Linked DNA regions of Homo sapiens: region 2 is linked to region 1. Evidence: chromatin contacts called from ENCODE Hi-C or POLR2A ChIA-PET data. All regions are on one chromosome and are shown on one strand. The core of a region is the stretch at or near the end of the contact, and the rest is flanking DNA. Distances in the headings are between cores, read along the strand shown.

Evidence for each region. Hi-C counts contacts between places; a loop is a spot of excess contacts on that map. ChIA-PET counts read pairs that join two places held with the same protein, here RNA polymerase II (POLR2A). Pooled maps may share reads with other maps.
Region 2: a map of aorta shows a loop between it and region 1 (6-fold over the local background). The contact joins two enhancer-like sites. A Hi-C loop is called at or near these places in 4 of 168 maps with a recorded cell type or tissue (Caco-2, Right ventricle myocardium inferior, aorta and 1 more), 6 of 37 single-sample maps with no recorded cell type and 14 of 50 pooled maps. POLR2A ChIA-PET finds 5 or more read pairs at or near these places in 5 of 52 experiments (HEK293, HepG2, K562 and 2 more).

Annotation. Positions count from the first base shown.
Region 1 is chr2:226,720,394-226,726,387 of GRCh38, forward strand. No RefSeq gene overlaps it. Among named protein-coding and RNA genes, the nearest start is that of MIR5702, 65 kb to the left of the region's middle. RefSeq lists a silencer at 1-87. Within about 2 kb of position 3,363, at least 7 of the 41 ENCODE cell types and tissues checked have a DNase peak (open chromatin) inside an H3K27ac peak, as active enhancers do.
Region 2 is chr2:226,758,814-226,764,454 of GRCh38, forward strand. The region is part of intron 1 of IRS1 (insulin receptor substrate 1); the gene reads right to left. Among named protein-coding and RNA genes, the nearest start is that of IRS1, 38 kb to the right of the region's middle. Within about 2 kb of position 2,243, at least 4 of the 41 ENCODE cell types and tissues checked have a DNase peak (open chromatin) inside an H3K27ac peak, as active enhancers do.

The sequences.
Region 1 (5,994 bases), core at 2,113-4,612:
GTCCAGAGACCACTTCTTCCTCCTTTGAATTCCCATGATGTTTTATCTGCACCTCTCATGAGGCTTATCTCTTTCTGTCTTATATTATAGTTGTTTACGTGTGGTACATGTCATGGTCAAGAGGGAAGAAAGTCTGCTGGCTTTAGAGTCAGACCTGTCTCAGGACAGATCCCAGCTCCATCCCTCACTAAGTGGGTGGCCTTAGGAAAATACCAACTCTTGGGAGCCTCCATTTTTTGTTTTGGCAAAATATAAAATAATCCTCTCTCTCATAATTGTTTTGAGGACAGTGCTTAGTAAACAACAAAAAGAAAAAACTCAATCATTTTTATTGCTATCATTACTAGTGATGTTATTTTTGTTATTTCTTATGCCCCTTGCTAATGTATTTGTTTATCCATTCATTCAACAGGTATTTATTGAGGACGAACTATGTGTCAGGCACTGGTTGATGACATGGAAAAAAAAAGACAGAGTTTTAGGGGTAAAGGCAGCAAATAAACAGGCAAACAAATAAATGCAGAGATAATTTCAGATAAAGATGTCCTGTGAAGAAACGAAAACAAGATATGCAACAGAGAGTAAGAGAGGCCAGGGGAGATAAGGGAAGGCCCCTGGGAAGGGAGCTTCTGGGCTGAGACAAGGATAAAAGGGAAGCAACCACCTATGAGAAATTCTAAAGCCAGCGCATCCCAGAGGTGGGGGCAGGACGGCCAATGGGAAGCCTCTGAGCGGGGAATGAACTGACAGCAGAGTAAGCAAAGGAAAACATGGTGTGTGGCACGCAGAGATATAGGCAGGGCCAGACCCTGCAGGGCCCAGTTGGCCCTGATAAAGAGCATGGATTTCATCCTCAGTGTGATTGGAAATCTTGAAGTATGGTTCACTGGGTTGTACTCAGAATCATATCTGCCTCCTGGAGAGATGCTACCCAGCAGCCAGCCCACAGATTTTTGCAAGAGGTAGAGGTGGAGAGAGGGAAAGAAGACTGAAAAGAAGAGAGAGAAGGCAGGAGAGCTGGAGGGAGCAAGGAAGGAGGGAGGGAGGGAATATCACAGCAGACAGACATCCAAGCAGATGAATCTGATGTCAGGGATTCAATGAATCCCCCTGTCAGGGACTCAGTGAATCCCCACTGCCAGGGACTCAAGTCCAGACTGAGGCTGGCCTTGGTGGGTGGGGACATTTTCCATCCTCCTGTGAACATTTGGTGTCACACTGGTCTCATTCCTCGGGTGGTCCCAGATGGCAGTGGGGGGCTGGGGAACTGGGAGGTCTTGCAGAGGAACAACTCCTCACTGCCTCTGGCACTCATCGCTGGCAGTTCTGTCTCTCAGGTTGCAGATAACAACTGTCAGATGGTCTCACTGTGAAGCAATAAGCTTCCCTAAAACAAGGAGGCAGGCCAAGCGCCAGAAAGCTGCAGTCTGGACAAAACACACAGCCTGGAAAGAATTAAAAGTTCATGTGCAATGAACAAAGCACCTCAGGGAAATGTAAGGGGTTAAATATAAGCGCACAATGTTCCCAACGCCCTTGAACACACAAGTAGGAAAATCATCACGCATCCTTGGTAAAGGGAGAGAGAAGCACGGAGAGAAACAAGTTGATGTTCCCATATGAGAACTAAAAATACTGCTGTGAAAGGTTGGCCCTGCCTAAGAATGGAGGGAGAGAGAAATGAAAGACAGTAGGGGAAGGTAAGAAACAAGACAGGAGGAAGAGGCAGAGTGCAGCCCTGCTCAAGGCTCCAGGCTCCTTTCTCACGCTCAGGGCGCTCCCTTCATCTGGATAACAGAGCCTGGATTGGCAGGGTTTCTCAGGACACCCTCCCTGCCGATCTCCCTTTTTCAAAGACACCGTGGTGAGGGGAACCCAGCCACCGCGGTCACACGATTAACCCAAGTCAATAGAAACCGGCGTAAAGAGTGTTTTAGATTAATTCCCCTCAATAAAGCTAAAATTCACCTGAGTTGTAAAAAACTCCAGCTGATACAAAATAAACTACGAAAGTGGCTTTAACGCATCTGAACCAATGAAAGAGAAACAACAGGCTCTTCTTAAATATTTTTCTTCTTACATTTTGATCTGAAATATAAAAAGAACTGAACTCAAACCTGGCCAACCCCAGTGGCAAAATGGTGTATGAGGTATTTTCCAATGGACCAGCATCTCCGAAAGAACACTCCTGGTTCAGAACAAAACAGTAGCACTTAAATGAGGAAGAAGTGTGAGAGTGAGAGAATCTGGAATCATATGTGAATGCACCTTAAAGTTAGCAAGCCTGGATTGATGGGAGTTTCTAGTTACAGCTCCTGTCTGGAGGAAGCAATGCAGTAGTTAGAATTAAAGGTAGAACTAGCTGGCTTGTTTCTTATTCCTAACTTCCCGTTTCCTCATCAGGGTCAGTTCGGTGCTCAGAAAACTGTATAAGTGCGGTTCTGAGAAGCAGTGCCATGATCACAAAAATCCCATCTTGGCTTCATCCTGAACTTTCCTTGAACATCTTTTTTTTTTTTTCTTTTTTATGAAAAAGATAGGATAAGGACTACAAGCAAGGAATTTCTCCTCCTGTCTAGGGCCTTTTAAACTTCACAGTTACAAAAAGGTAGAGCAAACTGGAATGAAGGAAGAGATTTCGTCCAAAAGTTGTGAAGCTGTTTAGAATTAAAATTATTATGTAATCTCTACAATGTACTGAGGGCCAGCTATGGATGAAGCATTTTCAAAATGCTTTGCCTATGGCAGGGTACCTTTCATAACTTCCCAGACCTCTGCAGAGTATCATCATCCCCACGTTGCAGATGGTAAAACTATGGCATAGAGAAGTTAAGCAATTTTCCCATGGCCTCTTCGTGAGTTAGTGGAATTTCCAGGTTGGCCTAGGGCTGCCTCATTTCAATGGCAAAGCCCATTTTCAGAATATAAACTCATCTCTCCATAATTGATACAAGAAATTAAATGGCAGATTTCAATGGCATGCTCATCATTGGTGAAAACCTCCAATGGTTGATTATGGTTTCACTGGGGGCTCAACATTTTTATGGAACAAGCACATGGTGTGCAGGCTTCCTACCTGACATGCTGTAGTGTAGGTTCTCAGAGAAGATATTTTGAGCTCATAATCTCCAACGAGTAATGTACTTTTCTTTTCCCCCGAGACAGAATCTCACTCTGTTGCCCAGGCTGGAGTGCAGTGGCGCGATCTCGGCTCGCTGCAACCTCCACCTCCTGGGTTCAAGCGATTCTCCTGCTTCAGCCTCCTAAGCAGCTGGGATTACAGGCAACCCCCACCATGCCCGGCTAATTTTGTATTTTTTTAGTACAGACGGAGTTTCAGCATGTTGGTCAGGCTGGTCTGGAAGTCCTGACCTCAAGTGACACACCCGCCTCGGCCTCCCAAAGTGCTGGGATTACAGGCATGAGCCACCACACCCAGCCTGTACTTTTAAAATTTTTGGCTGAGAGTTTCTTTGTGTCACGAAGATCAACTCCATCGCTGGGGTACGGAAGAGTAAAAATAGATTTCCCATTAGTAGCAACAAGGAGTTGTTTGTCAGCCAGAAGGAAATTCTTTAGTTCTTTTCCTGTTTCAGTTCTTTTTCTGCCAACATAATTAAGCAAGGTTCATGTTGGGATAAGTCAGAGCCAGCTTCATGTACTGGTGGAATAGTGGGTCATCTATAGCAGATGCCTTCAGAGATGTGAGTAAAAGGGTGTTGAACTCAGACAGGACTTGACAGCACCAGTCAAGTAGGGACCCCCGGACTCCAAAAACAAAGGAGAGGAAAAGTATATCTGTGGTGAATTTATCCAGAATTAAAATTACTCCAAAAACTTAGAAAGGAGCTTTTTTCATTTAGCAAACATGCAAGTTCTATTAATTTTTAAAGTAAAGTTTTATTTATTTATTTATTTATTTATTTCTGAAACAAGGGTCTCACTCTGTCACCAGGCTGGAGCAATCATAGCCCACTGCAGTTTTGACCTCCCAGGTTCAAGTGATCCTCCCACCTCAGCCTCCCAAGTAGCTGGGACCACAGGCACACACCACCACATACGGCTTTTTTTTTACTTTTTGTAGAAGTGGAGTCTCACTATGTGACCCAAGCTTGTTCGAACTCCTGGGCTCAAGCGATCCTCCCACTTTGGCCTCCCAAAGTGTTGGGATTACAGATGTGAGCCACTGAACTGGGCTCAAAGTACAGTTTTTTTGGTTGTTGTTGTTTGTTTGTTTGTTTTTAATGACATGGAAGGGAAAGGGACCACTTCATCATAATAGTTTGCAAGGCTCACTGTCTATAACATGCTAAATATGTCTCAACTCTCCCCCTAAAATATGTCCCCACACTGATACCTAAAATGCCACCATTAGCAATCAGTCCCCTTTTGCTAAAATGTTCTCTTTCTTCCCTCAGGGTAGGTTTTCTTTTTGAGACAAATACCTGGGAGCTAATACATTAATTTCATACACCTCTGGGAAAAAATAATGAGCTTGTCAGATATGTATTCTCCATTCCAGAAAGACTCTGGGTCCCGTGAAAGCATTTGGTAAGGGGGAGTACCCACTCTCAGCCAAGGTGTAGCAATGAGAGGAGAAAGAATAGGGACAAATTTCACTGACCTAATATTCTTGTCCTAGGGCAGTCCCTAATTCTATAAAACTTGTTATAGGGAATCACAAAAGTCATGATTCTTTTAAACTCAAACACAGAGTTTTATTACAACTACAAACTACAAAACCCAACCACAGCCTTTTTTCTCTGATACACATGTCTGAGGAGCTAATACCAACAACCAAAAGAAACGGCTAAACTAACACGTCTCCTGCTTGAACCTGTGGCCTCTCTCTGCCTGTCCCTGTAATGTGCTGTTGACCGTGGAGTTGGAAGGGATGCTGGCTCACAGCCTGCTGTCCTAAGGAGGATGACTTCTTTCTTCACTTGGTGTCTCAGTTGACCCGCTCAGGAGGCGTAGCTGAAAGTTTAGCATCAAATGTCAAAATCATGAAATGTTATGCTTTTACAAACCATTTCTCTGCAATCACAGAATCCTTGGTGAATTCACTGGAAGTCACAATCCCTTTTCCCCGGGAATCAAAAATGGACACAGCTACACTCACAAAAAAAAAAATTGCATTCAATTTGAGAGCGTTGAGAAAATTCTGAACCCCAGGTTAAGATCAGATGTCCCTCCTATTTTATAAACAAAGAGCTGGAGAGCCAGAGAAAAGAAGTGCTTTGCTTGAAGTCACAGTTAGTTAGTGGCAAGACAAAACTAAGATCTGAAGTTTTCACACGGTCATTAAAAGAAATGCTCCCCGTCAGATTTCCATCTGTCAAACATTTCGGCAAACAGACATGGGAGGGTTACTCTATTCAGGAAGAAGTTTGTTTAGCTCAGCCAAACTTACTTTATTTTTCAACAGATGAAGTAAACCAGACTCAGAACTCTACATCTTTTTTTTCACATATGGGGGATGGGACTCTCCTAACTGGAATAGTTGGTGTGTGGCGGGGAGGAGAGGAGGATGTGTAATTAAATGAAACCTTTGAATTTAAACCAGAAACACCCTGCTGATGAAAAAAAAAAAAGAAAAAAACACAAAAGTTGCTGTTTTAGACAAATCATTAACATTTCCTCCTCGAATTGTATGTGTGTATGAATGGGGTGTGTTTGTGGGTGTGTGTGTATGGGTGGAATGTGTTTGTGTGTGTGGCTGGCTGTGTGTGTGGGTGGGGTGAGGGTGTGTGTGTGTGTGTGTGTGTGTGTGTGTGTGTGTGTGTATTTGGCTTCCGTTTTTTGTGAAAAGCAAATGAGAAGCAGCGTGTACCCCATTAGGGTAGGGAAAAACTTTTAATTAAGAGTTGAGTGTTAAGAGGTTAATACGAGACAGCCAAGGAGCACTTCCATCCTGACTCAACCAGAAGCCTTCAGAAGCGCTGGAGAAGGAAGTTGGATTAAAGAGCGGGACCTGGGGAGGGGCACAAGTTG
Region 2 (5,641 bases), core at 993-3,492, 37 kb after region 1:
TTAGCCAGACAGGACACACCCAACCTACCCTTCCTAAAATATCCAAGGAAGTGAAATTTGTGATGCTCTACAGATAGATACAGGTACTGTCTTTCAAGACCTTCTTGTAAATTCCTTTAGCAAAGATGCTCATTGCACATTACAAATTATTTTGCCCAGTAACTGTGGAATAAGTGGTTGTGTGATTATACATTCACTTCTATTTGTGTCCAGAGTATGACTCATAGAGGCCCAATGGGGGATAATGAAAAAATCGGCTCTAATATCCAAAACTGCCTGTGTCCGGGGCTGGTGCAAGGGATTACACAAGCCTCAAAACACAAATAAAAGTCACAAACTAGCAAGTAATATTCATTAGGCACCCATGTGGTTTTGAAAGACAATTCCAAATGCTTTCTTATATAAATGTGAGATATGGTTGCTAGATTTTTACAATGCCATGCTGGAAAATGGAAAAATTCTCTCTACAAAGGAAAACGTTTAGTCTGGAGAAAATGTTTACAGAGGTTTGCAGCAAATAAACTTCTAAATATAGTACCAGCACTTAATAAAGGGTCAAATAAGCTCTGGGTTCTTGAGCCTGAAGTTTTCAAGGATTTTGACACAGCCCCAATGAACCATGGCAGAACCATGGCAGCTGGCAAATGCCCTGAACCATTAGCCATCAAACAGCTGCTGAAGCAAGTCACATTCCACAATTCTGTAGCACTTCCTATCATATAGTAACAGTTGGTATGTGCCCAAATTTATTTTCTCACTAAAGCTGAATGAAGATCATGTGAGCAGAGAAACACTTTTATGATTAAAGCAGATATACATTTTCAGATGTATTTTTTAAATGAATGGAAAACAATGAAAACTTTTTCAAAATTCATGCAAAGACAAATAAACACCCTTTTTTGATATAACTTAAAACTACATAGTTTCTTTATAGCAGAGAAAATACAAGAGAATCAGAAGTCACAATAAAATGCAAATATGCCATGAAAAACAAAGCCATGAAAATGCACTGAAATGTTTTGTCTCCTAGCACTCTGTTGGAACTTGTACATAGGCTTAGCTGAGAAAGAAGAGTTATGCGCTGGGTGCTGTGGCTCACACCTGTAATCCCAACGTTTTGGGAGTGCGAGGCAGGCAGATCGCTTGAGCTCAGGCGTTTGAGACCAGCCTGGCCAACGTGGCAAAACCCCACCTCTATTTTTAGAAGTACAAAACAGCCATGTGTGGTGGCGCATGCCTGTAGTCCCAGCTACTTGGGGGGCTGGGGCTGGAGGATCGCTTAAGCCCAGGAGGTTGAGCTGCAGTGAACCGTGATTGTGCTACTGCACTCCAGGCTGGGTATCAAAGTGAGACCCTGTCTCAGAAAAAAAATAATAATAATAATGCATATAGAATAAGTCTACCATCCAAATGAGTCATTTATGTGCACAAATTAAATTTTTTTCTTTTTTTGTCTTATTGCAAGATTAAAAATTAATTTTAAAACTACAATTCAATAAGTGGCTTTACTAAAATGTTCCTTAAAATATTATTTTGACAAAAGCCGGCATCAAGAATCTCATTCTTACTCCTCAGAGAGAGTTGAAAATACCCAATTACTTTATAAAATGTCAATACAAGAGGATCTCACAGATAGCAAATCTAATAGTGTCCAGTCCACACTTCCCTACAAATACATGCGGTCATAATTTTTTTTACCCTCTTAATCTGCTGTGGCTCCATTAGTAAGCCCCTAAAAATGCAACCTGGCATTTACATTCTTGTCCATCTGGAATGTCTCTGCATCAGAGGAAAACCCTCAACCCCACCCCCCTCCACAAAAGATGAACAAGTGCACAGCTGGTATAAATCTGGGCACGTATGAAGGCAACCACTTGCATGCATGCATACACAAGGCTAAATGTTTAATCCCTCAAGCACCCTCTTCTACCCATTTTCAGATGATGCTAGGAAGGATATGATTTGCTTTTTTAAAAAATTGAATTATGTACTTTTATTAGACACCAAACAATTCCTTATTGAAAAGATATTGCAAGAAAAAAAGCTTGAAAACTTGCCATCAAAGCTGTCTGAAGTCCAAAGTGCTATCTTTTGCTGTCACCAGAAGACTTGGAACCAAATAGGCAGAAAGCTAAGGTCAATCTTGTGAAAGTATGATTGTGAAACCTAACCCTAGACCTCTGTCCTCTTCAGAGCAGCAGATTCACATATGTGCATTTCAGCAGAGATGCAGGAATTGCTGATGTTTTCCATGCTGCTTCCATGAAAACCAACACTTGCAGGGTTCACTGCCAGCTCATGATGTGAAGCTAAACTTAGAAATCAAGCTGGGTTCTATATTGAGCTACACCACCTAAGTAGCTGTGGGCAGGAATATGACTATATAGACAACTCCAATTCTTAACTATTGGTTTTTAACGAGAAGAGCAGACCAATAAAATTCAGCTTTCTAAAACAACAACATAATTGCTTTGGAATGCATTTTGGTAATAAATTTGGCTGCTGTAACTGAGGTTTTGAGAGGACAACTACAGGGGGCACTATTTACACCATTCTGGGTGTGAAAACAATTCCATGGAATTGTGCTGTACACAGCCCAGGTGACTGCCGGGTTTATTGTCATTCTATACCAACTTCCAAGAGCTCTATCCCAGGGAAAAAAAGTATCCATTGTATCTCTCTGATACTTTCCTACTTTGCTATATTCCTCTGTTTCTTTCTGGCCCCCTTCTCCACTCTGGTCAACTGTCACTTATAGTGACAGTTTTGTTTCTTATCAAACTTTAAATCGAATAAAAGCTAGTTGAGCTTCCAGAGAGCTTTACTCTTCCCACAAAGAATCCTAAGTTGTAGATGATTCAGATATTAAAATTTGAGCAGAACTAGAATTTTATAGGTACCTCAATAAACCTGAAATTCCCCAAATCCAAAACTCTGGAAGAGTTCCCTAACATAATTAGCTACAAATTTTCAATCTTGAAACTTAAATGACTGTTCCATGAATGCAGTTTGGAAATCATGACAAAGCCATAAGTACAGACATGGATAACAGAGGTTGCCAGGTGGCATTATGTTCCATCATAAACTACAGAAAAATTAAACTGTTCCATTATTTTTAGCCAAGACCTCTGGTTATTGGATTGCATGGGTGCCCTGCATTCCGCTTATCCAAAAAGCAAGTCAGAAAGAACTAAAATGGCAGCATAGAGGCTGAGCTGTTGTCCTACAACATAGCCCTTGCTCATTACAGAAGCACTAGGCACCCTAAGGTTCATTTTGTTCCAACAACCAGCAATCATTATTTTCCAGAAAAACTGAGATGTGAGTTTGGTTTGATTTATTAATTTAGTTACTCAAAATCTTGACCTTAGTGACTATAAATATGCTCTATCACTATTCAGGGGTGGCATCCTCACTTGGAATCTCTGGCCAGAATTCTTTGGGAAGTTATCATTGATATCTTATTGCATTGACAATTAATAGACAGACAGCTCATACCTCTTGAGATATTACTATCTAAAATGCCATCAGAACATAAAAATGCAAAAAAAAAAAAAAAAGAGAGAGAGCAAATCTTTATCTAAACATAAGCTTTACCTACCACAGGTAACACTAGTGAAGCATCTGTATAATTTACTCATTGCACTAAAAGTTTTAGCCAGTGAAGCATTGGCAAATTTTCTAATAGGGTCAGATTGCAAATATCTTGGGCTTTGTGGACCATGTATAGTCTCTACCCCAACAACTCAACTCTGCCATTGTAGCTCAAAAGCAGCCAGACAATACATAAAGAAATGGGTGTTCCAATAAGCTTTCCAGAAACAGGTGGCAGCTGGATTTGGCCCTAGTTTGCTGGCTCCTGGCCTACTGTAAAGCCAGAAGAACTATAGGTTGGTGCAAATGTAATTGCAGTTTTTGCCATTACTTTTAAAATGCCAAGACCTGTAATAACATTTGCACCAGCCGAATACATATTTCATTGTAAATCAGGAATAAAAATCCAAAAGAGGCTGATCATAAGAACAAAATCAGCTCAAAGTGACAAGCCTACAAATATAAAACACCTTTCCAATGGAAGGAATCAGGTAAAACTCTTACCTAACAAGTGGTCTGCCAGAGCGTTAACAGGCGTGCATTTGTTATTCTTACAAAAAAGTATAATACTCTTGCGATCATCCAGAAGAGAAAACTCATTTGGGAACATTTATATCATCATCTTCCTTTAAATGCTTTTACAACAAAGAATGTACAGTAACTTTCTGAATAGAAAGATAAAGGGGGAAAAATGATGATACAGTACCTCCAACGGCAAGAAAGGGAAGACTGTTGGTTTCAGGAAAAAAGAAACTGAAGAAAATGCATTGCTGAAGGCCTTGTACTGCTGGAGGGGCATCTTAGTTTGAATTCACCATTCCCTAAACACTTCCCATACCATCCTATTTTTGGTTTCTTTTTATTCAAATTACTACATTTTTGGGGTTTTTCTTTTTATACCATGTTGTGCTTTCTACAGTCTTGAATTACACAAGATTCTCACAGTCCTGCATTAAGGCTGTCTTGGAAGACTACTGTCCACATTTATGACAAAAATACTACAACAAAATCCACAAAAACTGCCATTCATGCATGCCACATCTCAGATCCTGGTGGTTACCCCCTTTGAATGCCAACGTGAAAATGAAACGAGCAATCCAGGGAGCTTGAATTTCAAGGCTATTTTTTAAAAGATGCCATCTGCTTTCCAAAAGCAACACAGACACAGAAATAGTTCTCTCCTTGACTAGCTACATTCCAAAATATTAGGTCATGGTGAGTGCATCCCATTGCCAATGGCCCAGGTATCTACGTATTCTGGCCTTTCTCTCTTGGTTTCTGTGATACTAGTCAAGTTTTATTTCATCTAGAATTATTCACTATCCTCCCAGTAATTCCAAATCACCTTTAATTGCCATTTAAAAAAAGACCCTACATAAGTCTTCCATTCAAACAAACAAACAATAACTGACTTTTGAATCAAATTTCTTTTTAGCAATACCCAAGCTACTCTTTTCTTCATTGTGGAAACCTACAATGAATCTCAGGGTACTAATCCATCCTATGATAATCTTTGGGCCAATCACTTAGTAATCAGAGCTTCCAAACTCATTTGTATGACCGTTGTATAGTAAATGAACTTCAAATCCAAATAAAATGAAAATCCCTATACACAACTCTGTAGTTCATGCCAAATGATGAAAAATGGATCATGGATAAACTTCAGCAGAACACACTCCAAGAATCATTTCCACTCAGTCTGAAAGTAAGTTTTATTATTTCCCCCCATACTAGATTTCCTAAATAATATTTCCTTTTGCTTTTTCTGCACTGCTATGGTGTATGTTCCTTTAGAAACATCGAAGGATCACTAATGGAATGTGGCAAGAATCAGAGCTAAAAATACAGCTTTTTGGCCAGGAACAGTGGCTCATATCTGTAATCCCAGTAGTTTGGGAGGTCGAGGTGGGAGAATTGCTTGAGGTCGGAAGTTTGAGACCAGCCTGGACAACATGGCAAGACCCCTTCTCCAAAAAAATATAAAAAGTTAGCTGAACATGATGGTGCTCATCGTAGTCCAAGCTACATGGGAGGATAAGGCAGGAGG